Regions from separate parts of the Homo sapiens genome. Here regions 1, 2, 4 and 5 are each linked to region 3. The links are chromatin loops, found by intact Hi-C in ENCODE. Cell type or tissue: CD4-positive, alpha-beta T cell. All regions are shown on one strand. Each heading gives the region's core, and the rest is flanking DNA. Links, peaks and the distances in the headings are about the cores only. Region 1 holds the start of LOC124900991 (a long non-coding RNA gene). Region 2 holds the start of SLC30A5 (solute carrier family 30 member 5). Region 3 overlaps PIK3R1 (phosphoinositide-3-kinase regulatory subunit 1). Region 4 holds the start of MAST4-AS1 (MAST4 antisense RNA 1). Region 5 has its middle 150 kb from the start of LINC02198.

Evidence for each region. A loop is a pair of places that touch in the nucleus more often than their neighbours do. Peaks named below come from ENCODE experiments on the same cell type or tissue, not always from the same donor. Only the 100,000 strongest peaks of a DNase experiment are listed, where the experiment ranks them.
Region 1: a loop joins it to region 3, with 2.9 times the contacts of the local background. A loop is called at or near these places in 24 of 110 quality-filtered maps.
Region 2: a loop joins it to region 3, with 4 times the contacts of the local background. A loop is called at or near these places in 2 of 110 quality-filtered maps.
Region 4: a loop joins it to region 3, with 3 times the contacts of the local background. A loop is called at or near these places in 4 of 110 quality-filtered maps.
Region 5: a loop joins it to region 3, with 4 times the contacts of the local background. A loop is called at or near these places in 9 of 110 quality-filtered maps.

What each region holds. Positions count from the first base shown.
Region 1 is chr5:68,742,163-68,748,194 of GRCh38, forward strand. All of the region lies in intron 2 of LOC105379013 (a long non-coding RNA gene), which reads right to left. LOC124900991 (a long non-coding RNA gene) reads right to left here and starts at 4,231. Exons shown (of 2, transcript XR_007058807.1): 1 at 3,994-4,231; 2 at 2,917-3,369. In CD4-positive, alpha-beta T cell, for the core only: no CTCF peak of the experiment used is centred there; no DNase peak of the experiment used is centred there.
Region 2 is chr5:69,090,910-69,096,941 of GRCh38, forward strand. SLC30A5 (solute carrier family 30 member 5) reads left to right here and starts at 3,105. Exons shown (of 16, transcript NM_022902.5): 1 at 3,105-3,429. The coding sequence starts at 3,347. RefSeq lists silencers at 2,818-2,927, 3,258-3,547, 3,593-3,887 and an enhancer at 3,028-3,127. In CD4-positive, alpha-beta T cell, for the core only: CTCF peaks have their summits at 2,904 (motif pointing right) and 3,104; DNase peaks (open chromatin) are centred at 3,012 and 3,652; H3K4me3 peaks cover 1,634 bases; H3K27ac peaks cover 951 bases.
Region 3 is chr5:68,283,470-68,288,469 of GRCh38, forward strand. The region is part of intron 7 of PIK3R1 (phosphoinositide-3-kinase regulatory subunit 1); the gene reads left to right. Among named protein-coding and RNA genes, the nearest start is that of PIK3R1, 70 kb to the left of the region's middle. RefSeq lists a silencer at 4,984-5,000. In CD4-positive, alpha-beta T cell, for the core only: CTCF peaks have their summits at 3,010 (motif pointing right) and 3,221; DNase peaks (open chromatin) are centred at 3,042, 4,772 and 4,842; H3K4me3 peaks cover 3,434 bases; H3K27ac peaks cover 2,941 bases.
Region 4 is chr5:67,000,907-67,006,938 of GRCh38, forward strand. The region is part of intron 4 of MAST4 (microtubule associated serine/threonine kinase family member 4); the gene reads left to right. It overlaps MAST4-AS1 (MAST4 antisense RNA 1), which reads right to left and starts at 3,248. Exons shown (of 2, transcript NR_111908.1): 1 at 2,938-3,248; 2 at 712-1,143. RefSeq lists a silencer at 3,126-3,465. In CD4-positive, alpha-beta T cell, for the core only: no CTCF peak of the experiment used is centred there; DNase peaks (open chromatin) are centred at 3,155, 3,675 and 4,295; H3K4me3 peaks cover 2,753 bases; H3K27ac peaks cover 1,844 bases.
Region 5 is chr5:68,880,942-68,886,973 of GRCh38, forward strand. No RefSeq gene overlaps it. Among named protein-coding and RNA genes, the nearest start is that of LINC02198, 150 kb to the right of the region's middle. In CD4-positive, alpha-beta T cell, for the core only: no CTCF peak of the experiment used is centred there; a DNase peak (open chromatin) is centred at 3,360.

The DNA.
Region 1 (6,032 bases), core at 595-5,594, 460 kb after region 3:
CCCAAAATAAATTACAAATTCAACCCTTTTCTTTACCCCTCTGCTATAACCCTAGTTCATACTACAGTCAGCTCCTGCCTATTTGAATAGCTCTGTAAGAGTCTCCCTCTTTTCACTCTTTCCCTTTCCTGTACATCTACCATGTGGTAATAAGAGTGGTCTTTCTAAAGCATCGATGCATTGTCTCACACCCCTGCTTAAAATCCCTAACACTTCAAATGCGACTTGAACTCTTTTTCTTTCTTTTCTTTCTTTCTTTCTTTCTTTTTTTTTTTTTAACTGAAACCTACAATCATGGCGGAAGGCACCTCTTCTCAGGGTGCCAGGAGAGAGAATGAGTTTTGAGTGAAGGAGGAAGCCCCTTATAAAACCATCAGATCTCGTGAGAACTCACTCACTATCATAAGAACAGCATGGCAGAAATCATCCCCATGATCCAATTATCTCCACCTGGTCCTACCCTCGACACATGGGGATTATTACAATTCAAGGTGAGATTTGGGTGGGGACACAGAACCAAACCATATCTCTGGGAGAGACCACAATGAGCAAAAATTGCACTGTAGCATCAGTTCCACACATGTGAGTACATACTATATACAAGGTCCTTTACTGAGGCCCTTCTGTGTGTCAAGCATCATGCTAAACATAGTACATTTAAGCCTTGAAAAAACCTGTAATAAGATGTACATACTCTTATATAGAGTATATAGATGAGGGAACTTCAGGCCAGAGAACTAAATAACTTTCTGAAGATCGTACAACCAGGAATTGCCAAACTAGGATTCAAGTTCAGATCTTAAAGTCTCAAAGTCTCCCACAAATCTAGGTCCTGGGGGGACACTGAGCCCCCAGAAACTTCCACTGAAGTTAGTGAGATAGGCAGAAATATGTTCATTGACAAGAAGAGGAAAATCAGTAGGGAAGTTGGTTACGAGGAGGAAGTGTTGTGTTTAGCCTAGCACACATTGGATTTGAAGTTAAGGATGGAGTGTCCAGGTGGGGATAGCCATGAACCAGAGAGAAATAGGAATGTGAAGGTCAGGAGATAGCCCAAGGCTCAGGCTGCTGAGATATGGAGATAAGAGTCAGATTTCTACAGGTAATTATAAAGCCTTTAACAAGAGGTTGGGGAGACAAGTAAGGTGACCACCCATGCCTAGGTCTATCCTAATTTTAGCACTGGCAGTCCCATGTCCCTGGAAGTCCCTCAGTTCCAGGCAAACCTGGACCACTGGTCAGGCTAGAAGACAGTATTTAAAGAGAAGGCATACAGGCCAAGTATGGAAACTGGAGAATATTTATGCTTAAGGGAATAAAGACAGGGACGAACTTGCTAAAGAGAGTGCAGTCAGAAAGGTAGACGTGACCAATGCATGCTGGGCTCTTGCTGTGAATTTGGGGCTGGGAATTCAGGTGGAAGGCATTGAAAGGAGAAGTCTCCATCAGAGAGGGCTGTGAGGAAAGTAGAACCATCAGATAAAACCTGGATTTCCATTAGGGCCAGGCAGAGAAAGGAACTTTGTGGAAAGATGGAAGACAGGACAACTGGAAGATACCAATAGTTATACCCACAAGAAGGCCTGAGACTGGAGAGGAGCTGGGCTGAGTGGGGAGGAGATTGCAGGAGGACTTGCTTTTCTAACTGGGGAGAAGGGCGTATCTCAATGGCATGGAGGAAGGAGCCAGGCTTGGACCTTTGGCCTTGAATCTTATCCCCTTCACTCAATAGCTGCGTAATTTTGGGCAAATACTTTCCCCTCTCCGAGATTCAATATCGTCTACTGTAAAACAGAGATAATAATATCCACGACCTTGCAATCCTAGAAATAGGATTGCATTTAGATCTAGGTAGCAATTAGTGGTAATGTACAAAGCAGGCTGTCAATAAAAGGTTTCATTGCTGGGTTATCAAATTTTTTTTTTACTAATATTGTGAGATTTGTCAGGGGCAACATATAAATATCAGAAGAAATTAACTAGGCAGAATTCTGTTGTTGAAGGAGTTTCAGGCCTTGTGTTTCTGCTTAAATATCACCAGGCTGACTGTGATGGAACTGTGAGGCACCCAGCTGATCATTTCTTAGAAGCTCGGTATAAGGGCAGATGGTAAGACAGGTCTAACTTTCAATGTCAAATGATATTATTAAAGTTAAACAGTCTGGATAGGCTTGGGGAGGTTAACTCCGCTTTCTATACTCTGCACACCCTAGAGCTAAGTGCCTAGAGCTGAAAGTGCTGCCAGCAAAGTGAAGCTGCTCTCGAGGGGAATACACTTGGCAAAAAGAGCGCTCATCAGGAGCAGGTGGTGAAAACTCCACTAAGTTAGTGAGAACATCTCAAAGCCCAGAATCTAGGCTTTAAATATTAATCTGACTTCAGTAAGAAAGAGCTAGTTTTTACCCATTAGCTGAGAAGCACTTCAGCTCTGACTTGTTATTTTTAAGCAGTAATGTTTTTTTAAAGAGTCCAATTCTGCTCCCCATAAGGGAGAGGACTAGCTTGAGCAAACCCCAGTGGTCTTTTTTCTTCAGAGTGTGGGAACAGAGAAGCAGTCGGCTATCATTCAGCTTGTGCCGTCCCGAGGTCACCACACCTGATGCTGGTTTAGAGATGAGATTAACCACAGTTCAAGAACAAACTCTCTCCGCAACGTAGGCTGGAATGGCTCCACGAGCCAAACCACTTGACAGAATTTTAAGAAACAGAAATCTATTGCTGTTTCCTTTCTATACTGGAAATATACAAGATATTGAGGCTACTCACCCCATCAGGCCACCAAAAATACGTGTATGTTCTATTGCCATCTGATGCCATCCTACCCCACATGCACAATGCCAGTGTGGGGGCTACAAAGTACCTCGGTGCCTATTTTAATCCATTTAGGCCACTCTAACAAAAATACCATAGATTAGGTGGCTTACAAACAACAGAAATTTATTTCTCAAAGTTTTGGAGACTGGGAAGTCCAAGGTCAAGGCACTAATCTTGGTTTCTGGGGACAGCACACTTCCTGTTCATAAGGCAGCAGTCCCTTTGCTATGGCAGAATGGGTAAGCGACCTCTCTAGGGTCTCTTTTCTAAGGGCATTAATCTTATTCCTGAGGGCTCCACCCTCGTGACCTAATCACCTCCCAAAGGCCTCACCTCCAAATACCCTTACACTGGGGATTAGGTTTCAACATCTGATTTGAAGGAGACATAAACATTCAGTCTATAGCAGTGCCCCAATTCTGGATTTTTTTTCCTCTCACTTTCAGAGCAGAACTCATCTGAGTGAGAATGATTACCTTTTCAAATAGATGTTAGTTTCATTCTAATCAGGGCTTTGGAAGAGAATCAGGGAAAGAGTCTTCTCAGAAAAGGAGTCTGAAAGAAGAAGTTGGCAGAATTTCAGCAAACAGGAGTTTAAAAAAATCTAACATCATGAATCTGTTCACTAGCAGGAAAGAAAATATATTGTATTTTCAAGGCAGGGTAACAATGTTGCATAACTTAGGGTTGGGGGGTTGGCATTCACTTTACAGTCTATGTGAAGGGTGCCCCCTAGAGTTGTACAGTGGGCAGCCTGTGCACCCAAATTTGAAAAGCCCTGGTTCAGGGTATCCAAGTCAGAAAAGTATCTACAATCATTTCCACACAGGCATGAAAGCTTTAGTCTATGGAAAAAATTAAGTTGTGATAGACTATTCTGTGGAAAATTCTTAATGCACACAGTGGAACCCAAATTTCCCACCGAAGTGAGTCCTAAATTATAACCGGGGTTGAGGGGGGACTTGGAGGTCATTTAGACCATCACTTCATTTTGCAGATGAGGCAACTTTAGCCCAGAGACATGTCTTGCCCAAGACCAGCAAGGCTATGCTAAAAAAGTGAAACAGACTTCCCCTGCTTCCCATAGATGGCAAAATAGGCCACTTTGCTGTGAATGGCATTCAGTCACCCAGACCCCAACCTGAGCCTAATTCATCATTATCATCACTCAGCACTTACGGAGCACCTTCTAAATACTAAGCCTTTCTTGAGAATACACAAAGAGTCTCTCCAAAGGTCCCAGCCCATGAGGCAACAGGAGGGCAGATCTTCGCATAAATCACACATCCTTTGGTCCAGGAAATGAAGACTTTGCTAGAAACGTTTCCAGGCACAAAAGTAGTATAACCCTCTTTGAGCCATGAATGGTTATGGTCCGTTGAACAAATCCTTATTTAGGCTTTTCTTTCTGAAGAATGTCCCCGTTGGAGTTGACTAACTTCTTTGAAGCTGCCTTGGTTTATTGGTTAAATATTTACTCATTAATATATTTAAAAGCCATATTATTTACACAATGGATTTGGAACCATTCTGGACTATTGGGTAATTATTACCTATTTAAAATCAGGCTATCCAAAGCAAGAAAACTGATGGTCATTTATAGGGAGAATGGGGAAATTTACAGGTTACTGAGGTTGATCTTTAATCTAAATTTTATTTTTAACCCAGTCATTCTACTCCTTCTAACGGGAGTTTAATGCATGTTTGAATGTGTGTGGTGAAAGTGAGGTGGGAGGAGAGAGAAGCCCTTTTACCAAAACCCAGTGCAATTAAACTGCTTTATGGACAAGCTCTCTGCCAAATTTCTTGTTGAAATCAAAGACACCTTTGAGTTTGTTATGCAAGAGCAGGGCAAAAAGCACCTGCAGTCACGTCTGTTTCTCATTTTGTACTCGTGTAACTCAGATGCCCTGTGGATTAAGTGGAATCTGCTCCTGAGTCGAAATCGTGTACACCACGTGTCAGCTCAGCTTGAATTTGGAAACAGGAGCTCAGAAGGTGCCATTCAAACATGTGGCTCTGGTTTTCCCCAGGTGTAACTTGAACGCGGGAGTCATGTTATGGGGCCCCTGCCCCCAGCTTCGCTCTAAGTAAGAGATACAGCAGCACCTTGTTTCCATTTGATCGTGCTGCCCCCCACTCCTCACCCGCATATGAGTGCCCATTTAGGCTTTCATGAGAGAAGGTGGAAAATGAGTGCTGTGAATGTGCGTGTGGACAGTTCATGACCTGTGCATGAATTTACAACCGTGTCCTGACACAGAGAAAGGAAGACAACCAGAATGCGTGACCAAACATCCCCAGGTAGCCAACATAGGTCACTTCTCTGGGCAGATACTGTTTGTGCCCTACTTAAATGTAAAAAGCATTCTCTGGGTCTAGAGAGGTTGCATTAGGGTAAAATAAGTACTCAGCTTTTATGTTAAGACTCCAACCAAATTCTTTCCAGTTTTAACCCAAAGAGGCCTCTTTTAAATATCACACTGATAAGGAATTCTGGATCTTGTCTCTTTGATCACATTTTAAAATATTAGCTTCTTATCTGCCTCTTCATTCACTCCGTGGATTCAACAAATATTTAATGAGTACCTGCTATGTGCTATCGAGCATCAGCAGCTCATAAAACACCAAGGACTTTGCTTTCATGGAGTTTCCTTTCTATCTGGGGAGGGGAAGTATTGGCTTTGAACTAGCTTGGTGAATATGTGTTCCAGTTAAAGTCAAGTCTCCATGTGGCATTCCAGATTTACACAGGATAAATTGGGATGTGATAATTTGCTTCAAAAAAAGATTCAATATTTTGCTAAAAAAAAAAAATCACAGAAGGATTCCCTTTAAATCTAAAACTCCTGTAGCGCCCCCTCCCAACCCAGTCATTTTATTTATTCTGCATTTTTTGAGGACTCCATGTATTATTAAATGGAGTGCCCTGCGCTGTTCTGAAATACATCCCCTAATCACCACCGTAGGTAGACAGTCACTTCCCCAGGAGGATTTGACTGCATAAAAGAAGTGCCTTATGAAAGCACTACTTATTCCAAAATAAAAACCCACCTATTCGGCAAGAGGCTACCGGCAGGCCCAGAGAGGAAAAACCCTTAGGGACTTCACTGTCAGTGGTTTCCCCAGAGCCTCTGTGCACCCTCAGTATTTAAGAACTGAGTTAAGGGCAAAAAAAAAAAAAAAAAATCTAGAGTCAAGTGGAGGTTTTCCTTTAA
Region 2 (6,032 bases), core at 573-5,572, 810 kb after region 3:
TGGGGAGGCTGAGGTAGGAGAATCGCTTGAACCTGGGAGGTGGAGGTTGCAGTGAGCCGAGATCATGCCATTGCACTCCAGCCTGGGCAACAAGAGCAAAACTCCGTGTCCAAATAAAAAAAAAATTCAGGGCAAGTCCATAAAGTGAAAGCAAGTTTATTAGGAAAGTAAAGGAATAAAGAATAAAGAATGGCTACCCCCATAGACATCTCTTAGAATGTCTTAACTGTCTGGGAATACAGCCCAGTAGGTCTCAGCCTTATTTTACCCAGCTCCTATTCAAGATGGAGTTGCCCCGGTTCAAACGCCTCTGACAACAGTTCTGTTAGTCCAAACTGCACCATTTTGTAAGCTCCCCACTAATTTTGCAGACCTTGGTCAAAGTGAAACATTTCACAGGGGTTCGGGGCTGTAAGAAACATCCTGTCTAACCACTTGACCACAAGGCAGACAAAGGCCCAAATAAAGAAACATCCCTATCATATCTTGCTGGGCAAAGTTCCAAGGAATACCATGATGACATCTGCCAGAACAAGGGCCAGAACTGCCTCATCACAGGAACATCTTATCAATATCCTGCCAGGCAGCAAGCCATACTGCCCAGACCCTTACCGCCCATACCTATAAATACCCCCAGCCTATAAGCAGTGGTGGGCTCTGGCATTAAGCTGGTCCCCCACATCTGTAGGTTTTATGCTGGACATAAAGCCTGCATTTACTGTCGAGCCGCCCTCTTTCTGTGTGTGTGTGTGTGTGTGTGTGTGTGTGTGTGTGTGTGTGTGTGTGTCTTTCTTTAACCCTCCTGTTCCCTTCAAAACCTAGCAAGTTCTAGAGACTTTTCACTTATTAACACATGTATAATCCTCCCAACAACCCTACAATATAAATATTACTATTCCTACTTTGCATATAAAAAAAAAACTGTGGCGCAGAAAGGCCAACTAACTGACCCAAGATCCCACAATTACTAAGTGGCAGAGTTGGGATTCAAACCAAGACTGACACAGGAACCCACATTCCTAAATTTTTAGCAACAGAAAAATAACCTTTATAATACCCAGTCCTACTTGTCAGAGGCGTTTGACCCAGAGTGCCTCCATCTTGAATAGGGGCTGGGTAAAACAAGGGGGAGACTTACTCGGCTGCATTCCCAGGAGGTTGGGCATTCTTATTACTATTATTATTTTTTTTTTTTTGAGACGGAGTTTCACTCTTGTTGCCCAGGCTGGAGTGCAATGGCGCGATCTTGGCTCACTGCAACCTCCATCTCCGGGTTCAAGCCATTCTCCTCCTCAGCCTCCCGAGTAGCTGGGAGTACAGGCATGCACCACCCCACCCGACTAATTTTGTATTTTTAGTAGAGACAGGGTTTCGCCATGTTGGTCAGGCTGGTCTCAAACTCCTGACCTCAGGTGATCCACCCGCCTCAGCCTCCCAACTGCTGGGATTACAGGCATGAGCCACTGTGCCCTCTGCCTATGGAGTAGCCATTCTTTTATTCCTTTACTTTTTTAATAAACTTGCTTTCACTTTACTGTATGGACTTGCCTCGAATTCTTTCTTGCGTGAGATCCAAGCTCTCCTGGGGTCTGGATGGGGACCCCCTTTTCAGGTAACACTACCTGACCTGTTTTTACAGATGTGCCTGGATTACACAGTTTCACAGGCAGAATTTAAAGAAAATCAACGCTTTCCTTTTCAAAAAGGAGACAAAACAGTTTGCAGCAACACTTAACAAAATCCTCTTCCTTCTCCTATGTTCTGTCCTCACACAGTTGGATTCCAGGGCCTCTAGCAACAACGGTTACCAGTACTCCAGGCCCCACACAAAAAGCCACAAAAGCAGTCACCTTCCTCCGTTACTTTATTTGATAGATGACCCCAGGCTCCCTGTGGCAAAGAAGAATCCTTTCTTTTTCTTTCTTTTTTTTTTTTTTTCCAGAGACGGTCTTGCTCTGTTGCCCAGGCTGGAGCACAGTAGCATGATCATGCCTTATTGCAACCTTGACCTCCCACGTTCAAGCGATCCTTCCGCCTCTCCCTCCTGAGTGGCTGGGACCACAGGCATATGCCACGCCTGGCTAATTGTTTTTGTATTTTTGATAGAGACAGGGTTTTGCCATGTTGCCCAGGATAAGAATGTTTCTTTAGAAATCTGGAAATTGCCTTTAGGTTCCCTTAGGAGTAGGAGAGAAGGCCATGAAGTTTCGCACGTGGTCACTCCTAGAAAATTGCCCTGGGATAGTTTGCTGAGGAGGCAAATTTTGGTCAATACTAGTTTCTCCTCTCCAAAGTCCATCAAAGGCATTGTTCAAAAGAAATGGCCGTACCACTATTTGTAATTGATTCTCTACAGCTTCAAAAATAGTTATCTCTGGTTGGGGGAAGGGCACGTGAACTTTTAAGACTTCGGGCCTTCTCATCACAAAAATGATCCATACTCACAAAAACTTAGAGGCAGAGGGTATGTTAACCTAGATTAAGAATCTCTAGGCCGAGTGCGGTGGCTCACTCCTGTAATCGCAGCACTTTGGGAGGCCGAGGTGGGTGGATCACCTGAGGTCAGGAGTTCGAGACCAGCCTGACCAACATGGAGAAACCCCGTCTCTACTAAAAATACAAAATTAGCCAGGTGTGGTGGCACATGCCTGTAATCCCAGCTACTTGGGAGACTGAGGCAGGAGAATCGCTTGAACCTGGGAGGTGGAAGTTGCCGTGAGCCGAGATCGCGCCATTGCACTCCAGCCTGGGCAACAGGAGCGAAACTCCATCTCAAAACAAAAAAAAAAAGAATCCCTAACGCAGAGGAAAAGATTGGTGAGCTTTGTTTAATCACACACGCTGTACATTTTCCACGCCCTCCCCCTCTGCCCTACAGGAATCCGCTGTACTTCTGACGGCCCATAGGTGGCACTGTAGGGACAGGTAAGTGCACAGGGAGCGCCACCCGGAGAGGCTGATAGGAGGCGGAGCTTCAATGCGACACAACGTGGCGGGAGGAGCCTAAGGGACGAGGAAAGGCGAGTGTTCTGCTTGCGCAGACGCAAGGCTGGGCACTCCCCCGGGAGTGAGGGTTGCTGGGCCTGATGACGTGGCTTGGCAACGTCCCTACCGCCGCTGCTTCCCGGGAACCTGGCGCCGCCGGAACTGATCGCGGCCTAGTCCCGACGCGTGTGTGCTAGTGAGCCGGAGCCGGCGACGGCGGCAGTGGCGGCCCGGCCTGCAGGAGCCCGACGGGGTCTCTGCCATGGGGGAGTGACGCGCCTGCACCCGCTGTTCCGCGGCAGCGGCGAGACATGAGGAGACCCCGCGACAGGGGCAGCGGCGGCGGCTCGTGAGCCCCGGGATGGAGGAGAAATACGGCGGGGACGTGCTGGCCGGCCCCGGCGGCGGCGGCGGCCTTGGGCCGGTGGACGTACCCAGCGCTCGGTAAGGGACCGATCCGGAAGGCAGCGACCGGCCGGGTCGCTCAGGATGCACTTTCTCCGGCCTCCCTCCGGTCTCCGCTGACAGCCCGGGACGTCCCGGGGTCGGCGCGCCCTCTCCCCCTGCCTGCCTCCCTGCGCGCAGGCTGCCTCCGGGCTCCCCGGGCTCTTCGGGTGCCTGCTGCAGAAGGAAGGCGCTAAAGCCAAAAAGCTTCTGCTTGAATTTCTGGGTTACAAGGCAGACAGTCAGTCTTAGAACTGCCCGCCAGTTCACGTGAGAGGTTTTTCTGATCTGTGAGAAGCCTTTCTCTTGGCTGTTTCTCCCTGAAATAGTCTGGCGACTACTTAACCTTTCTGACGTTTCCCTGCATAAATTAGGGGAAGGTGTCACCATCAGCTCTCTTCAGGCGACGAAACCAAAGTACATACGTGAACTTGGATGTTCAGGGGAACTTGGATGTTCAGATTAACTGAGCACATCGAGGGTCCAGCCCCGTTTTCTTTTTTTATTTTGTTCTTAAATAAGAAATGTGTCCTCGTTGTCAAAAAAAAATCTAAACAGCAAAGCAATTCATAGAGTAAAAAGTGAAAATTCCCACTTCCTCTCTTCAATTCTCCCACCAACCCGAAAAGTAAGGGACCAACAGGTGCAGCGACCACTTTCTAGTGTATCCTTCCTAAGTTCTGAGATAGTGTCGAAAATGCACAAAATACAGCCCTGCAATTTGGCTGGAACTGGTGTTCTTTGCCTCCATTTTTAACGAGTTCTTCCCATTCTGGAATAAATACTTCTTTGATATTTAAAGAAAGTGATAAATGTGATAAATTCTTTAGAACTGTAGTAATAGCATTATAACGTAACTTTTTTTTTTTTTTTTTTTTTTGAGACGGAGTTTCGCTCTTGTTCCCAGGCTGGAGTGCAATGGCGCGATCTCGGCTCACGACAACCTCCGCTTCCCGGGTTCAAAAGATTCTCCTGCCTCAGCCTCCCGAGGAGCTGGGATTATAGACATACTCCACCACGCCTGGCTAATGTTTTGTATTTTTAGTAGAGACGAGGTTTCTCCATGTTGGTGTGGCTGGTCTTGAGCTCCCGACCTCGTGATCGGCCTGCCTCGGTCTTCCAAAGTGCCGGGATTACAGGCATGAGCCACCGCGCCCGCCCAACATAAGCATTTGTTATGAAAAGGGAAGAACACCACATAGGACAGAACTTAAACCAACTGCATTTTTGTAGCATAAATTTAATTTTCTAATCTATTTTGAGCATCTCATTTTGTAAATAACAGCATATCAGATGTTAATTCTTGAGACATGACAACTAAATGCAATAGGCAATTCTGGTCTGATTTGGTAGTAGGGGAAAAGTGCTTTAAAGGATGTTACTGGGTCAATTGACAAAACTGGACTATGGACAGTAGATTAAATAAAAGTTTCATATCAGGCCGGTCGCAGTGGCTCACACCTGTAATCCCAACACTTTGGGAGGCCAAGGCAGGTGGATCATCTGAGGTCAGGGGTTCGAGACCAGCCTGGCCAACATGGTGAGACCCCATCTCTACTAAAAATACCAAAAAAAAAAAAAAAATTAGTTGGACGTGGTATGCGCCTGTAATCCCAGCCACTCAGGAAGTTGAGGCAGGAGAATGGCTTGAACCCAGGAGGCAGAGGTTGCAGTGAGCCGAGATCGCACCACTGCACTCCAGCCTGGGTGACAGAGCGAGACTCTGTCTCAAAAAAAAGCATATCACTTAAATTTCCTGAAGTAGACAGCTCTGCTGGTTTTATAAGAGAATGTCCACGTTCTTGGGAAAAACAAGTATTTAAGGATAAAGAAGCATGAAGTATGTAACTTACTCTCAAATAGTCCAGGGGAAAAAAATACCTCTGTGTGTGCATTCAGAGGGAGAGAGAATAATAAAACACAGGACGATACATTAACAATTACAGAGTCCAGGTAAAGGATATACTACTCTTGTAACTTTTACGTAAACTGGAAATTATTTTTAAATGAGTAGTTTAAAAGTGCTGTTTATTCAAGAGTGTAAAGAGTGTATTGTCTCAGGTAGGGAAATGTGGTAAACAATCCTTTGCTATTTTATTTGTACTACTTACTTAGCAGAGTTGCCCTTCTATTGTAGTTTATTGCAGAATCAAATTCAACTCCTGACTGGTTGAATTTTGATGGATTCCAGGTTGCAAGAGTAAAGGAAGGATGAGGTCCTGGACGGAAAATGTGGAAATTAAAAAGAAGTTTCCCCTCTTAACTCTGCTTACCATTCTCTCATTTAACTCCAATATCCCAAAAGCCAGGCTTCAACCTTCCAGAAGGACCCTTCTGGAAAACTTACCAAATCTCCAGCAATTGTCTAGGTATAAAGTAAACGTAGGCTAAAGCAGGAGGATCACTTGAGCCCTAGAGTTTGAGACCAGCCCTAGTAACACAGTGAGACCCCTGTCTCTACAAAATATAAAAATTAGCCAGGCACAGTGGCAGTGCCTATAGTTCCAGCTACTTGGGAGGCTAAGGCAGAAGGATCACTTGAGCCTGGGAGGTCAAGGCTGCAGTGAGCTATGATCCTATAAGTGCACTGCAGCCTGGGTGAC
Region 3 (5,000 bases), core at 1-5,000:
GGCTCATAGAAGAAATAGGGCTTGAAATGTGCCTTGAAGAATAGGTACAATTTGAATAGGCAAAGGAGAAATAGCATTTTGATGCATGGAGTTTAAAGACTTATTCAAAATAAATTACACAGTACAAAATAATGGCTTGGTATTTTACAAAAGCAGTACATATTTTAAGTGATAGTATCACAAAAAACATCATTTTAGAGTTGAAAGCATTGTCCAGCTTTACCAATTTGGACATGAGGAAACCGAGGCCCACAGATAGAGGTTCGCTCTGTGCTACCCGGCCAGTATGGGCCCAAACCGGGTCTGCCCAGGAGCCGCCTCCTACACTCCAGCCCATTCTATCTGCCATGCCCTGCTGCCTGGATTTTTGGAAACTTCGTGAGCAATGAGGCTGCTTTTAGTGTCCAATCAAAAACTCCTCTGAAGTTTCCAGCATGTAATAAACTAAAAATATGTGAAATTAGCCCCCATGGGTCACATATAGTAAACAAAGTCAGGGCAATGTTTATACTTTTCAGGATAAGGCTCCAAATCACTCCATGAGCTGTGCAGTGGAAAAAAAAGTGGGCTTCTGACTCAAATAGATCTGGATTGGAATCTCAACTCTCTCGAGTAACTCAGCTTTTCCAAATTGTTTTCCAGACTGTGGAATTGGGTTAATGCCTCTCTCCTGGGGTTGGTATGAGATTTAATGAACTGATAATTTCTCTGCTATCTATCGCATCAACTCTAGCTTTTGAGGCCTTATGGGAGCTGTCCTCATTCAGCAGGTCTGATTCCTTCAGTCCACCCATTCCTCATTAGTTGTGTGAATCCTGTCAGGCCTTTTTCCTTACTGACGCCATGTTCCCAGCCAGCAGAGCTACGGCCTCTAGGAGCCTGTAGGGGCTAAAAGGGACACTTGGGAAGTTGCCACCCTGATGTGGGTACATTGCTTGGAGGGAGAAAGGTGCCTTTGTATGAATATGTGGCTTGGTGAATGGAGCAGCCTAGATTTCATCACCACTCCTCCATCTTGCCTAGGTGCCTTTGCACAGTGCACAAAATATGCAACCATACGTCGCTGCCCCAAGCAGTGCCATCCACTTTATCTGCACTCAAGTAGGTCCTTCCCGTTTTATATGCAAGTTAAGTCGACCCATTCAGTATGTTTATGCCTTTAAGCTTCCTGTCACCTTATGTTTAACTGTCTATAGTTTTTCCTATTCATCTGCTTAATTACATTTCTAAAGGGTAGGGGTAAAGGCTTTTTCTCCTTTTGAGCTCTTCCTAGCAGAGAACTAGGTACAGCATAATAATTATCTAAATTTTTCTTTGATAAACTTCCAACTTTCAAAGAATAGTAATACATCAACACATCTAATACATCCAGCAATCCTGGGAAATAAGGATTCTCCTCATTTACAGAGGGAAGCTAAGATTTGGAAAAGGTAGGGCACAGAGTAAGCTCTCTAGACTTTGTTGATAGTTTGCTGTTCTATTTTGTTACTAAAAAGTCTTAACTTGTCGTTTGGCTTTCAATATTTTTTTCTTGAATCATTGTGTTATCTTTACCCAATTAATGCTTAGGCAGGTAAAGTAGATTTCTGTAGGCAAACCAAGGTAAAAATAAGTCTATTTAACACAGGGTGCCTTTGAATGAAACCCATTATAAGTGTATTTACATATTTCAGATTTCATGGATATATTCAGAAATATTAATGTAATATAATTGAAGTCTAATATTGCACCCTCAAGCCCAGAGTGGAAAATAAATGACTCTTTCTACCCCTTGCCCTTCTACACCTGTCAAAGTTAATTTTTAACCACTGGCACATTGCAAAACATTCATCCTGAAGAGCCTGATTCATAAATCTTGTTTTAAATGCTCTGGGCTTGGTTCTCAACCCAGACTAAAGGCAAGCACTAAGGTAGAGGGAAATGACATTCAAAGAGTTTTACTTGTCTCTGATTTAATTTTTATTGGTTTAAAATGTGGTCTGACATTAGAGGGTTGCTTCAAAGGTGAAAAATGAAACTTTGAAAAATTACATGTTTGTAGATGCGTAGAACTAAACGGGCAAGCCACACTAGGTTTTGTCAAACAATAGTTTTATTTGTGTCCTGAGAGACACAGGTATTTTGGTATGTATGTGTTTAGGAGGGGTATATAGTCAGTTTTACTTTTGTTTTCACAGTGCAGATGTCTCTTTGTCTCAAGGGACAAAGATCTGAGGGAGAATTGCAGGGGGGACTACTTTATTCTGCTAAGCAGTGGGGATGCCTTTATCAGAAACCTGGTAGAATGTGTCAGAGTTTATACATACGTAAACCTGGGCTTATTTATATACTTAAATGGATGTTTTCCTTAGCATAATGTCAGTTAAGACCAGTGGATATGGAGCAAATAATTTGAATTACCCTAAAAGGCCCTCTGTTCTAAGTTGTCTTAAGTTAAAATTATGAAGAGAGGTATTCATTTTACCCTTAGATGAAGATTTTGGTTAATTTTTGTTGTCTATTCTTTTTTTCATGGTCTTTGTTCATAAATGATGTCCAGAAAAAGAAGAAGTTTTCTAGGTTGAAAGCTGCTTGTGCAACATTTGCCACTTGATGGTGACTTGTACATATGAAATATAGTATTCAGTTTGTAACTTTTGAACAGTTTAAGGATCAAGAGACATTTTCCTAACTATATCTGCTGAGAAGTGAAACAATGGGCTGTATTTGCCTCTGAAATGAGTTTTACGAAACTTTGAGGAAAGGGAGAATGATACATATTGTTTTAAAGAATCCAGAAGGTAAAGTTAGTTTTCCAGTGTGTCTAGGCCTTTGAGGTCCCAGAGAAATGCTGACATTAAAATAAAAGTTTTCCTACAACACTAGCAGCTTCGTGAAAACTGTACTTTTGATTTACTAATTAGTGAGTCATATAGATCAAGTGACAGTAATACAATTATGTACATTAGTTGGTGTCAAATTTGGACATACGAAATATACAGAAAGTTGATGGTTTTCTCCCAAAGCAGGAATTACTGATTCAGTTCTACCAGCAGAGGGCTCCCTTTTTTAAGCTAATAAAGAACATGTGTCTTGCAGATCACTTTTTAAACACTAAAATTCAACGGGAAAAAGATTCAGCTCACACTTTCCTAATATAATAGGACCTCTTTGGTAGATGATTGTACATATTGTGAGAAATTTGTTTAAGGCAAAGTTTTTCCAATCTATTTCAAGACTTTCTATACGTTGAGAGAGTACTGCTTTCCAGTGGCTTATTTTCTTCTGAAACAGAAAATATACTGGTGGACTTAACAGAGCATTTTAATCTTAGAAGGTTTTGACATGAAACATCATGTGAATCCAGACAGGTATGCTTAGGAGACTGATGTTTCCAATGTTTCTAGCTTTAGAAAGGCTATTTTTAAAAGTAGGGCAAGATTATGCAGCTCAGGATGCAAGGGTATTCTCTGAACTAACCATATGTCCCTATGATCAGATGGCAGATTCACTTATAGACTGTTATTTCCATTGGGAAAGTTTTTCAATATTATATCAGTTGCACTAAAGGAAAGTTTGTAAAATCACTTTCATTGTGGGTTTAACAGCACTTTCCAGATATTTCAAGTAACCCTGAAGCTAGTTGCTGCTGTTGGCCTGTGTGGACTTTATGTGACCACTGGATCACTTTCCCATGCAGAGTATGAGGGTATTATTGAAAGAACCTATGTCTTCAAAGGGAATGAAATGTTTTGTTTTAATTTAAGCAAGCTAAAAATAGAAAACAGAAAAAACCAGAGTTTTGTTAGGGGTGTGAAATTTTTTGCATGTGGCTTAAAAGATTAACTTCAGTTTTGTCCATTTTTTTTTACGTTCTCTAGCAAAGGGAAGTGAGGAGCAGGGACAATGGGTAGAGAAGGGCATTTGAAACCATCAGAAGATTGGGTTCTAGTCTTAGGGCTATAATCTTCTGTAAACCACTTCACCTCCCTGGGTCAGATTTCGTTTTCCCCTCTATGGCATGCAGGAATTGATTGAAGTGAACTCTAAATTACTTTCTGGTGTAAAGTTTGGTGATTTCCCTGGATAACCTTAAAGCTATCTATGCTCATGCAACTGAAAATTTTCTTAGATCAAATTTTAATTAAATAGTAGTCAGTAATCCCAAGTCTGGTCCATTGCCACTTTCTCAAATAAAGGGCAAACATCCGCTTAGAAAGGTATGCCCTTCTCTGCCCTTCTATCCTTTACCCCATTAGCTGGCACATAAACCTAATGCAGAGACACCTTTTAATTAGCAGGTCATATGGCCATTTAAATGCGAGTTGCAATCGACCTCATAAAAATAGCCGCAGTGTTGTTTTATTCTGAATCGTCACATGATCATGGAGTATAGTATGCATATGGTGTGGGGTTTAATATTCGTCCGAGGATGCCCTCCTACTACTTACTATTGAACATTTTTGTAATCTCCTCCCTGCCCGAGTTGCTCACAAGGGCTTTCCTGTTACACCTGCAGGGCTGTCTGTGCTGGTGTGTGGGAGGAGGTGCAAGAGGTGGACACGAGCGAGGCGCTGTGTTCTGGGTTGTTCCAAGAGGTTCAGGCCTTTACAAGTGAGGCTTTGATTCTATTTTTTGCTGAACTAGCTCAGCCACTTCCTGTGTTTGGCTGTGCATAGTGCCTCGCTTCACTGTCGGCTACTTGAGCCCCGCGAGCCAGCCAGCGCGCTCAGCAGCCAGTGAGACTATTTTAGGTCCCCTCACAATGGCCTTCTCATTTCCCAGGCGAAAATGAGCAAGTTGGTCTTGCATTGGCCACTTGTCAGCCGATGACAACTTTGACTTGGGCTCCCCTCCCCCTCCCGAAATCCCTAGCTCAGCAAATATTTGAACCTGCCCAAGTTAATCATGAAGCTGCGATCTTTATCTAAGGGAGACGTGCGAGCGCCTGGGCTCCTTTCCTCCCCGATACAGTAGCGAAATCCAGTTGGCTTCTCAATGAGGAGCCGGCAGTGAGCGGC
Region 4 (6,032 bases), core at 397-5,396, 1.3 Mb before region 3:
GTAGGATGACAAGCTTGTTTTTTAGTTTCATTTACCTTACAAAACCAATGGCTAACAATGTCATCCTGATTAAATGAATGAAAGTTCTGAACCACAAAGCTTGTCCATTGTTGTATAGGCTTAGTTGTTACACAATAGAAAATCCTGCTGAATATCTCTATATTGACCTAGACCAGCTATAGTCTTAAGAATTTCCAGTAATCTCAGTTCCCTCTTTGTTCTGCAGTTGAGTTTTACTGCAGTCGCAACTATAGTTTCTGCCCATATAATTATTTTGTAGGAAAATGTCAGTAGTTTTGACAATTTTAATTCTTGTGTTTACCGACTGCTCTGCCTTCTGAATCATATGTAACCAAATCAAGTCAAACAGGTTAGAAGACAACTCACACTTCAGTGTCATCTGTACTCTTATCTTCATGAGTGTGGGAATGTACAATCCACTTTCGCTCACTATATTAATTCATTCTGGTTCCTCATGTACTTAACCTATTTTTATTTTTTCAGTTTGGATACAACCCAAATCCTCTCAAGCCTTTTAAATGCAAAAAAAAAAAATAAATTTAAAGTATATGTAGTTAAAAATACTCATGTCTTTACCCATTCCTTTGAGAATTTCTGTAGAGGCTTTCTCAAAATGCAGAGAGTGGAGGCAGTCATAACATATGATGCCTGCAGATTGGGGTATCTGTCATTTAATCAAGAGAAGAAATAAACATTTTATGTCATTGATTTATCCATTTTAGTTGCTATCATCTTTATAGGTTATGCCCCAATACATGGGCTTTTCTAGAAAAACTATAGAGAATATGAGAGTTGGGAGGTATTGGAGTCCTCAGGTCTTCAAACCACCTACAGGTTGTGTTCTACTCACTGTATCTCCTTCAAGTTTTCTCTGCTCAAACAGCTCTCAGAAAATCCACTCTTGTGTCAGCTCTTTCATCTTTGGATCCAAACACTCTTTCACATAGTTCTCATAGTTTCACATAGCTGTATTCAACTACTGCTTGTTCCCTAAATTTTTTCTTCTCTACTTTCCACAGAGTTCTTCAACCCATAACTTATATAGCACAAGTTCATGTCCACCTTGATTACTCTTCTCTGTGCGGCTTATAATATGTAATTGTCCCTCTTGATCTTGGATACCTACAAGTGAGCACAAAAAGTTATTCTCTGGGCTTGCCTTTGAGGAGGGGACATGGGACTCAAAGGGAATTCCCCTTGAGTTTGATTGTGACATTTCTTAGAGCCATGTAAAGACCTGAGGAATGTTAGCACTGATATCTTTCCAGCTACATGATATAGATACAAATAAGTCACTAAGAGAAAGTCTTCAGAATTTACCGTCTTCATGGGATTCTCAAAAATTCAGTATTCTTTGAGAATACAGATCTACTAGTACTAATAGTTTCAGTGCATCTTAAGAGAAATAAGAGATACTTGGGCTTCTGAAGTATCCATTCAAAAAGGATTTACTAATATTAAATGCCTATATAAACTGAGGAGCTGTCAGGTTCTGAAAATATGAAGATCAGTAAAATGTGACTTTAGCCTTGAGGAACTCAGACTAATTGGAAAGACAGCAGTAAACAGTCAATTATACACAGTGTGATCAGCAGCCTGGTTGAAGACTCTAGAGAGTAGAAAGAAGCACATTGTGGGGTGTCCTCTGCTCCAGTCTTATGTCTGTCAGCATAGTATTCTCTTAGCTTCTGTATACTGCCTACATTTATGCGCAGTGTGTGTGTAGACATTGCGTGAAAGGGCTTATGTATGCCATCTCCTCTTCATTTATGTATATCAGCCTCTTACAGGTTGGTCCTATTATGGACCCCATATTGCAGCTGGGGAAAATGAGAAGAGATTTAAGGTCATAGTAAGTGTTGTATCCAGAATTCAGACCCAAAATTTTTGCTCTAAACCAGTGCTCTGTATCACCCCTCTCAGAGAAGCCTTTATCTGGAGCAGTGGTTCCCAACCAGGGGTGATTTTACCTCCCAAGGGACATTTGGCAATGTCCTCAGACATTTTTAATTGTCAGCACTGGCATCTAGTAGGTCGAGGTCAGCAATGTTGCTAAACATCCTCCAATGCTCAAGAAAGCTCCTCAGACAAAGAATTATCCAGCCTATGTCAACAGTGCTGAGGTCTAGAAACTGCTCCGGAGCACAGGGACACTCTTTTGTGTCAGCCTTCAAAACATCTTTTGCAATACTTAGAAACATTTTTTAAAAGAAGAGCATGGGGCAAAAATGCTGGACCAAGCTCATTAATATCTATTGAAGTGTGTTTTGTCATTTAGTGTCCCTGAATGTTTGGGATAAAGTCCCAAATGTAAAATTGAGAAAATAATGCCTTCTTTGTCTACCTCTGTGGGTTGCAAGGATCTGTGGAGGCTCTGTAAGAATGTGAGGAGATAACGCATACGAAAGCCTTGGACATGAAACATCATCCAAAACTCTTGGAGTCCTTGGTGTGAAAATATTAATGTGGGCCACAAGAATTAGATAAAGAAGATCCCACAGCAGGCTTCTTTTTGTTTACCCCGCCTACCTTGTCAGCTTACACCCCCTCTTCCTTCTCTTTATCCTCCCATTTTTGTAAGCGAGTTTGTTCCTGGTATTTACTGCATGGACTAAGCCATTTTTAGATGTATTTTTTGCTGAATATATACTTTTTTGATTTAGTATTTCTTGCCATATTACACCAGACTTAAGGCAGCTAATTTAAATTATATTTTTTCTTTATGTACTTTATACAAACATTCATGGATAGGGGGAGATATTTAAATACCATGCCTTTCTTCAAAATGAATAACAAGAACATTCAGCCCCCTTCATTCTGCCCTTTCAAGGTCTAACGTACTTGAAGGGGCAATACTTGTAGCATTTGCCACATAAATGCCAGGTAGTGTCTTTCCACATCGGGGCTCACCATTACCTAGATCTGTAGTTGCCGGCCATGAAGCCAAACAGGTGTGCACCGTGGTCATTGATGGAACAGATGTAAACTCATAAATTTAGTTTACTGAGGTTTTCGGTGAGTGTGGCTTCCCGTCCGCGTGCTTTTCCTATACAACCAGCGGCGTCCTGGCGGAGGAGTCACTGTGGACTTCCCCGGAGCGTTGTCACTGCCATCCCTCCCGCGGTGAATCACAGGTCGGCCTCAGGTGCGCGCAGCACACACCCGGAGCAGCCGCGGGTTTATTTATTTATTTCCGGGACGGATCCATTCCGGGCTCCGGGGAGGGGGAGCGGCGGCCCAGGCTGCGGGGCTGTCCCGGCACCGGCTGGGGTCGCGCCGCGGCCGCCTGCTCCCTTTCCCGTGAGCCCCCGCTCCTCAGGCGCGGCCGGGGCTGGTGGGGGGTGGGGGATGCAGGAAAGCTGGGGGCGCGGCCACCAAGCTGTCCAGGGACAAGGCCCTGCCGCCTCCTCCCAGCCGGACCCTGGAAGGGTCCACAAAGGTGTCAGGTTCAAGTCCTCCAATAGGCCCATTTTTTAAAAGTGCTTTTAAGTTTCCGCTTTTTTCAGGAGGGGAGGGCAAGAGCAGCTTTTTCTATTCAAATTCTTTTCCTTGTATGTAGATACCAAAAGGAAACTCGGCACTGGGCATGTTCGGATGTGAATGGTTTTGCTGATAAGCAACAGCCTCCGGAACCAAAGCCTCAAAATAGTCGTCTCCCCCGCCCCTCGCAGAAGCGGCGAGTGGTATCTGCCAAACAGATGACAAAGTACCTCCGACTGAATCCCACAGACAGCGCTTTGAGCAGAACGCACGGCTCAACTCATGTAATTACTGTTTATAGCTGGCCGAGCCTGACTAGGAGAGGGCAGACCCGAGAGGAAATCAGTTTCCCGGACCTTTGAGAGGAGGCTGTGTGTTAATTAAAGGCTAGGACGGGACGGGTACTTCTCAGACATGCTCCAAGTTGTTCTTGAGATCACAGTTCCCATCACATTTTCTCTGGAGGGAGTGAGTAGATAATTGGGATTTTTTTTTTATTTTTGGCCTTGTCTTTCTTCCTTTTTTTTACCTCTCCCCATTTTAGTCATATGGCCTTGAACCCACAGTGAATTGAAGAGAGAAAGAAATGGATATGTCTGACCCCAATTTTTGGACTGTGCTCTCAAACTTTACTTTGCCTCATTTGAGGAGTGGGAACAGGCTTCGGCGAACACAAAGGTAAAAACGCGGGGATCTCTGCCTGGAGAGGGAATGCTTTCACTTCCCAGGGGCCCACAGGCGGAGCTGCCTGAGCCCCTCAGGAGCTGGGGTTTTGTGTATTGGGTGACACTTTGAAAAGTTTATGCCCCGCTAGGGGAGGGGGTACTGTTTCAGGTATTTCTTCGTCCTTGTGGTTTCCTGGGTAACCCTGATAAATGTGCTTCTCATAGGTTTTCTCCTTTTGAAATGTGGATAATAAGACATTTCCTTGTGAGAGGTGGGGGAGAAAAAGGGAAAGAGGAGGAGATACTTTGTCTAAGTCTGTCCCTTTGACCTGATCATGTTTATCCATTTCATTCACCCAGTCATTGAGGCTTCTGGTACTTTTCGTTGAGCCCTTCAGATGTTCCTCTCTATTAAATATTTGACCTTTATAAGATGCAGATGTACGATGCAAGGATAGCCCAGGTTAGCTATTTCATACTATCTGTGGAGAGGCAGATCTACATAACTTTGTCATTTTGATTTTTCAATGGTTTGCTGGCATTTATTACTAATACAGGAGTGTCCTTTTCATTTTGTAACGTATATTTGATAGAAAAGATGGGGAAAGAAAAAGAATTTTAATGTCAAGATGAAGCTCATGCCACAAGTGACAGGCAGTTCCAAGAGTTTGCTGACACTTGTGTTGAGAGACTATGACTTTGAAGGAGGCATTTCTCACCACATTTGTGTCCAGCACAGAAAAGTAAGATTGTTGTACTTTTAGAGGGGCACACCTTTTGAGTTGTGTTAATACTGATTCTTTGTTTTCCTTCAAAACTTGCCTTGCATGTACATGTGAACATGCATGAGAGCAACTTTGCAGTCAGATAAACAGGATGCAGGCTCTCAGATTTGGAGCTTCACAATCTCTATGCTTCAGTGTTCAAAGAACCCAAGAAAATGGTTCGTTCTTTTTGGTTATACCTGTAACTTTTTGTAGTATAAATGTGGATATGTGATACTTTAGAAAACTTAGTTTTTCCTTTTGAAGTTTTTCATGGTTTCTTACATTTCAGAAACATCCTGGAATACTCACATACACTGTTTATATACATGGGTGCACACACAAATCACATGTGCACCTGTGTGTATGAGAGAGACATCTGGCAGGTTTCAAAGTCATATTTGCTTTTTGATGCAGTTTGAAGTGTTGATACCACTAAACTATGTTGGATTCTGAAGTTGTACCTTTTAAGTAATGTGACTATGTTTTTCTCGTTCTGCCATATATGGTCAGAGACCCTCTCTTGTAGTATTGCTCATTTTGTAGTATTGCTCATCAAGTTGTGTCAACCATGCACCAAACCTCCAAGACAACTAATAAAGTTGAAGAGAGATACATGCTACACATGAACTAGGCCACTGCTCAACATGGTGATAATTCGTATGATTTCTTACCATTTCAGCTGGACAGAATCCCTTAAATATTTCTGAGTTGTGTAGTCCTGGCTGCGGTACAGCCTCTACTCTTACCTGGAACCAGTTCTTAGGGAGAGAAGTCTGTTCTGGCATCGTATGTGTGTGTCTGAACCCGTAGAGCAGTTGGAGCCTTTCTTCTTCCTACCTACCTGTTGATAGTATTATTGGAGAGAGTCAGATGCAGGAGGATTCTCAGGCTGCTCTGAGCCTGGCTTTAGGGCAGTACCTGTCCAGCCTGAACACTCCAATTCAGACAGCTCACACTGACAGAGAGCCTAGATTCTAAGGAAACCTGAATTCTTCCCAGTAAAATGGGAGAGCATTGGGTGGGCTGTTTCCACCCCAAGTCATGAAACCGTATCTTCAATTTGGCAAAATAGAGAGGGAAGGGGATTTTCTTCTCCCCC
Region 5 (6,032 bases), core at 548-5,547, 600 kb after region 3:
ACTCTGGGTAATTACGATCATGACTTGAATACCGTGTGTGAGTAATTAATAATCTATAAATGTCCTGAATGAGTGCACATATTGAGTTATTCCATCATTAAACACGGTGCCAATGTTAATGCAGTTCCTCTGGAGGGTTCATTAACTGGACAGAGCGTCAAGTCAGAGTGAATTTATTTTTTCATTTCTTCCATTTACTTGTTATTTTGTTTCCTTCCATTGTTCATAAATAGAAGTAGTAATTATGGGGGATGGAGGGGCAGCATTTCTCAATTCTTTTGCTGGATATTGTAGGGAAAGGTGGGAATTACCTGTAATCATCTTGCCAAGTCTGAAAGAAAACTAAGTGAAAGTAAATAATTAGCTGACAGATTTTGGATTTTTAGGTACTTTGAAAAGCCTAATTTCTAAATACTAGAAAGCTGTTGTTTTCATCATGCACTGTGTATATCTGACTCAGTGATCTTTAGGCTAGAGAAATCACTGTGCAGGACAATTCAAAAGACACAAAACTCCCATCTTGCCATGGAGGGCTGCAAGTGCCTGGAGAAAAGTTATCTATACCTAAGCCCCACCTCAGAATACTACCTGCTGCCCCAGCATCTCTCAGGATGAGCATCAGAAGGACCTGGCTGGGTTCTGAGAAAAATGGAATGTTAGAGAGATGAATAGATAGATAGAAAGATGGATGGGTGAACAGATGGATGAATGACTAGACAAGTAGAAAGACACAGACAAATGGATGGATAGTAGGTAGGTGGCTTCCTCTCTCCCTCCCTCCCTCCCTCTCTCCATGCCTGTCCATCCAAGCAAAGACCAGGGAATGTCTCCTACCTCAGACTAAGAGGTAGCCATACTGCTTCCCAGGACCAGTTCTCTTGTTGGCTTGATCACACTCCTTCTGCCCCCTCCCAAATCTTATTCCTCATCTATCCCCTGTCTTGATTAATCTCTCTCTCCACTAAAGATTCAGCTTACAAACACCTTCAGTTTTCCTGTAGGCTGATATATATATATATATACACATATGTATATATGTATTCCCCCAACCATCTTCTCATCAGGCTAAATTCAATTTCATTCCCTCATATGCTTCTTCTGGACCGAGTTCTCCACATCCTACCATCTATGTTCAGTCACCTCCACCCACTGCAACTTGAGGCCCACCCTCCACTCCATGCTCCTCAAAGGTCCCCAGCCCCCTTTCCCAACCTAAATCCCATGGTTTCCTCTCCTTGAAATATCTGAACCACATTATCTGCCTTGAAACTTTACTCCTGTTTCTTTGTTTTCCACATTTCCAGCAATCTTTCCTGATTTATTCATTCTTTAATTTATTCAATAAATATTTATTGAGAACTTATTTTGTTCCAGACACTGAGCTAGAGATGTAGGGAACACAAAATGACCAGTTCCTAGACCTTACTCTCAAGAGCTGAGAAAGAGAGCTAGTTATGTATGCAGGTGAGTTACAATAACATAGGATCAAGTAAACATTCATTCATTGATTCAAAAGGATTGCTGAGCACTTACTAGGTGCCAAGCATAGTTCTAAGAACTAGGGATACAACAATGAACAAAACTGATAAAGATTCTTCCTTTATTAAGTATGTACTAATGGAGGAGAAAAACACTATGCGAGTAAAATATAGAGTAGGTCAAAATATAATGTGTTATGGAGAAAAATAAAGTATGAAAGGAGAATAGAGAGAGGCCTGGGGGAGGGAGGGTTTGTAGTTTGCAATGGATTGATCACGGAAAAGCTTACTAAGGCAGAGACATTTGCACAAAGACTTGGCCGGGCATGATGGCTCACTCCTGTAATCCCAGCACTTTAGGAGGTCAAGGCGGGCAGATCACCTGAGGTCAGGAGTTCAAGACCAGCCTGGCCAAAATGGCAAAACCCCGTCTCTATTAAAAACACCAAAAAAATTAGCTTGGTGTGGTGGTGGGCACCTGTATTCCCAGCTACTCGGGAGGCTGAGGCAGGAAGAATTGCTTGAACCCAGGAGGTGGGGGTTGCAGTGAGCCAAGATCACGCCACTGCACTCCAGCCTGGGCAACAGAGCAAGACTCTGTCTCACAAAAAAAAAAAAAAAGGCTAGACGAGGTGAGGGAATAAGCCTTGTACGTATCTGACGAAAAGAATTCTGGCAGAAGGAACAGCAAATGGGAAGGCCCTGAGGCAGCGGGGTGTCCAGTGTCCTGGGACAGTGAGGGGGGTGAGAGTGGTGAAAGGCGAGGTCATAAATGTAGGGCGGGGGCAAGGCAGTGTGTAGGGCCTGTGGTCCCTCAGAGGCCTGGGAGTTCCGCTCTGCATGAGACAGGAGACCACCAGACACCTGGAACAAAGGAATAACATGATCTGAACTACATGCTGAAAAGATCCCTGTCCTGCATGTAAAACAGACTCCTGGAACACAGGCAGAAGCATGGAAACCCACCACAGTCCTGCAGGATAGAGTTGGGGGTGTCTTGGAGCAGGGGAAGTGGTGGGAGAGATACAAAATGATTGGATTTGGGGGACATTTCTAAGGCAGAACTAACAGATTTAGTGCCGGATTACAAGTGAGAGCTCTGCAGAGGTAGGAGTACCCAAAGAACCCACCAAAGTGCCCCCCAAGACAATCGGCTTCAAATGCCTGCCAGCCCAGGTTCAGCCGCCAGCTGACAACAGCACTAGTCAACCAAGGCCTTCCGCGGCTGGACTCCTCTCTCCCGAGCCCCTCCCACCTTCTCCCTGAAAGATGATCCCAAATGGTGGCCTCATTCTGAAGACGAGGGAAGTGGGGTATGATGCACGTTGGAGAAAAAGAGAAGAGGCCAACCAAGCCTCCTTTTGCCCAGTGCCAGTGGCCAACTTTTAGTTGGCCCAAGCTGGGGGAAGAGAAGAAGCATTAACATTGAATGAAATTACTGATTGTATTATTACACTGGCCTCGACATGCTAAGAGCAAGACCTACTGTTAACTAAAAGTGGTCAGAGGTGTACAATAATTTGCCCTAAATTTTCTTTCAATTAGGGTCAGGAAAAAACTAGTTCTATGGAATAAATGTCAAGGGACAGAAGACAAAAATACAGTTTTTATTATAATAAAGTCATGCTAACTCAATGAAACATTTACTTTGGGAAAACAAGACTGAAATAGTCAACAAAAGCTCTTATGGAAAGGCTGGTTTAAAAAAAAAAAAAAAAGCAACCTTATATCTAATTGATGATATATACTGCCAACCCTAAGCAGAGTTTGCAGGAGCACTGCTTTTATGGTTAAATCTTCAATAAAAGACACAGTCCACAGAAAAAGCCTCTCTCTCTGAAACAAAACTGCTAGAAGCTAGCAGGAAAACAAAGGGTTTTGTTGTTTCTGTTGTGGTTGCTGCGGGTGCAGTGTCGTTGTTCAGTAGAAGTCCTTAGGTTTTAGGAAGCAGAAATCCTGGGCTGAATTTATGACTTGAATAGGTAGTTCCACAGTAAAGGTAATCCTTCATTTGACATTTCTTCACTTAGTTGTTTTTTCCATATTGTTCACATCGAGCCTTGCCGTTTGATTTATTCTTACCATAATGCACTTGTACATTTGCTGTTTTGATTATTATCTCATACTTAAAGCTGAGTTGGCACTTTCTTCCAGGGCCTTCATTTCCAGTGGCTTATAAATTTTATGAACAAATTACTTTTTATTTATCAACCCCTTCCTCTGCCCAGCAGTGAATTTTTTGGAAGGTTGGCAGGGAATGCACAAATACTATTTTTTAAATGAAACATCCTAATGAAGAAGGCTGTGGTATTTGAGGGGGAATAAGCCAAGATACTCCTTTCTTTTAAATTATTGCATTACTCTAAAATAAAGAAATAAATATAATTTAGGAAACATAATATAAAGCAAATACATGTGCTAGTCTCCAAAAGCAGAATGAATTCCTTGGAGGAGGTACTGGGCCAGGATCTCATTTGTTCTGGTATATAGCTTCTAGGCTGGAATGTTTCCAAAGCAGTTATAATTCCATAACCCCATCAAGTTATGCAAAAAAAGTTGATAAGTTTATTATGATTTCAAGAATGACATTTGACTTACATAGGAGCAAGAAGCTGTCAGACTCTGGATTGACAGCATCCTCCATCAGCAGCACTGTAAAAAGATATTAAAGTCACCACAAGGGGGATAGGGTTGGTGCACATGAATAAACTCCATAGAAGAATGGATTCAACATTTACTTAGGCTACAAAACAAGCATTATTATCCCCACTTTGCAGAGAAAGATACTGAAATTCAGAGAGGCTGAATATCTTGCCCAAGTTCACACAGTCAGTGTTACAGCTTGGATCTAAACCAAAGATCTCTCTCTCCAAAATATTGCATTTTAATTTTAGATAATATTTTTTAACCTTCTCATCCTTCCCACCAAAATACACTATCCATCCTTCTAAAAATCAGAAAAATGGCCAATTTGGGGAGGTACAATAAATACTAAAAAGGCTGAAAGTCAAGAGTGTAGATGGTTTGATTTCTGGATGATGGTTTTGGAGGTAAAAAGCACAGCAGAGCCCAGGAGTCAGAAAATTCTGGGTTCCCCCTCCATTCCACCTCTCCCCTCTGCCGGTCATCTCAGCCACTCTCCCAACACCTGAGAGTCCAGCCTGAGAAGAATCACTTCCATTCATCAAAAAAGGAAACTCAGAAACATCAATTGCCCAGATTTACACAGTAAATGCTATTCTGACTCCTTAATAACTAGACAATGGTAAATTTGAATTAACCCATATCCAGAATTCTAGATCTCATAATTATCTGGTGTTAAGGAAATTCAGCCAAAGAGAGAATCCCCGATTATGTCTGTAGTCACAAAAAAAGCAGCACCCACCTTTAATGGTATATATCCTGAAATTCTACCAGATAACCGAAAAAAAAAAAAAAAACCCATAAAACTAAAACAAGTAGCTCTAGGCACTAAAATAAGAAAATATTTTTAACAGTGCTAAGAAGCCAAACTTCAATTATAAGAATATTGAAGGTTTTTATTGAGGATAAGAAAACACCCCAGGAGATTTCAGTTTTTACTCAGTATCACTTCCACAAAAAGGCAACTACATTATGCTGTTAGCAATTGCACAGGCTGCACTCCACTTCCTTGAGGAAAAAATGAGGAATTGGGCTCATATAAAAACATATGCAAGAAAGGAAGTGTCAAGATTTGTCTGGGAATATTACATATTTAACCTAAAGTGGGAGTCTAATGTTCACCTTAGCTTCCCAATAGGAATCCCTTTCTTTTTTTTTTTTTCTTCAACTTTTAAGTTCTGGGGTACATGCACAAGATGTTCAGGTGACATAGGTAAATGTGCGCCATGGTGGTTTGCTGCACAGATCAACCCATCACCTGGGTATTAAGTCCATCATTCATTAGCTATTCTTACTGATGCTCTCCCTCCCCCTACCCCCACCCCAGAGGCCCCAGTGTGTGTTGTTCCCCTACCCAATGTCAGTGTGCTTTCCTCATTCAGCTCCCACTTATAAGTGAGAACATGTCATGTTTGGTTTTCTGTTATTGAATTAGTTTGCTGAGGATAACAGTTTCTAGCTCCATCCATGTTCCTGTAAAAGACATGATCTTGTTCCTTTTTATGGCTGCATAGTATTTCATGGTGTATATGTGCCACATTTTATTTATCCAATCTATCATTGATAAGCATTTGGGTTGATTCCATATCATTGCTATTGTGAATAGCTCTGCAGTGAATATACGTGTGCATGTGTCTTTATAACAGAATGATTTCTATTCCTTTGGGTATATACTCAGTAATGGGATTACTGGGTCAAATGGTATTTCTGCCTCTAGGTCTTTGAGAATCACCACAAGGTATTCCACAATGGGTGAACTAATTTACACTCCCACCAACAGTGTAAAAGCATTCTTTTTTCTCCATAACCTTACCAGCATGTGTTGTTTCTTGACTTCTTAATTATCACCATTTTGACTGGCATGAGATGGTATCTCATTGTGGTTTCATTTTGCATTTCTCTAATCATCAG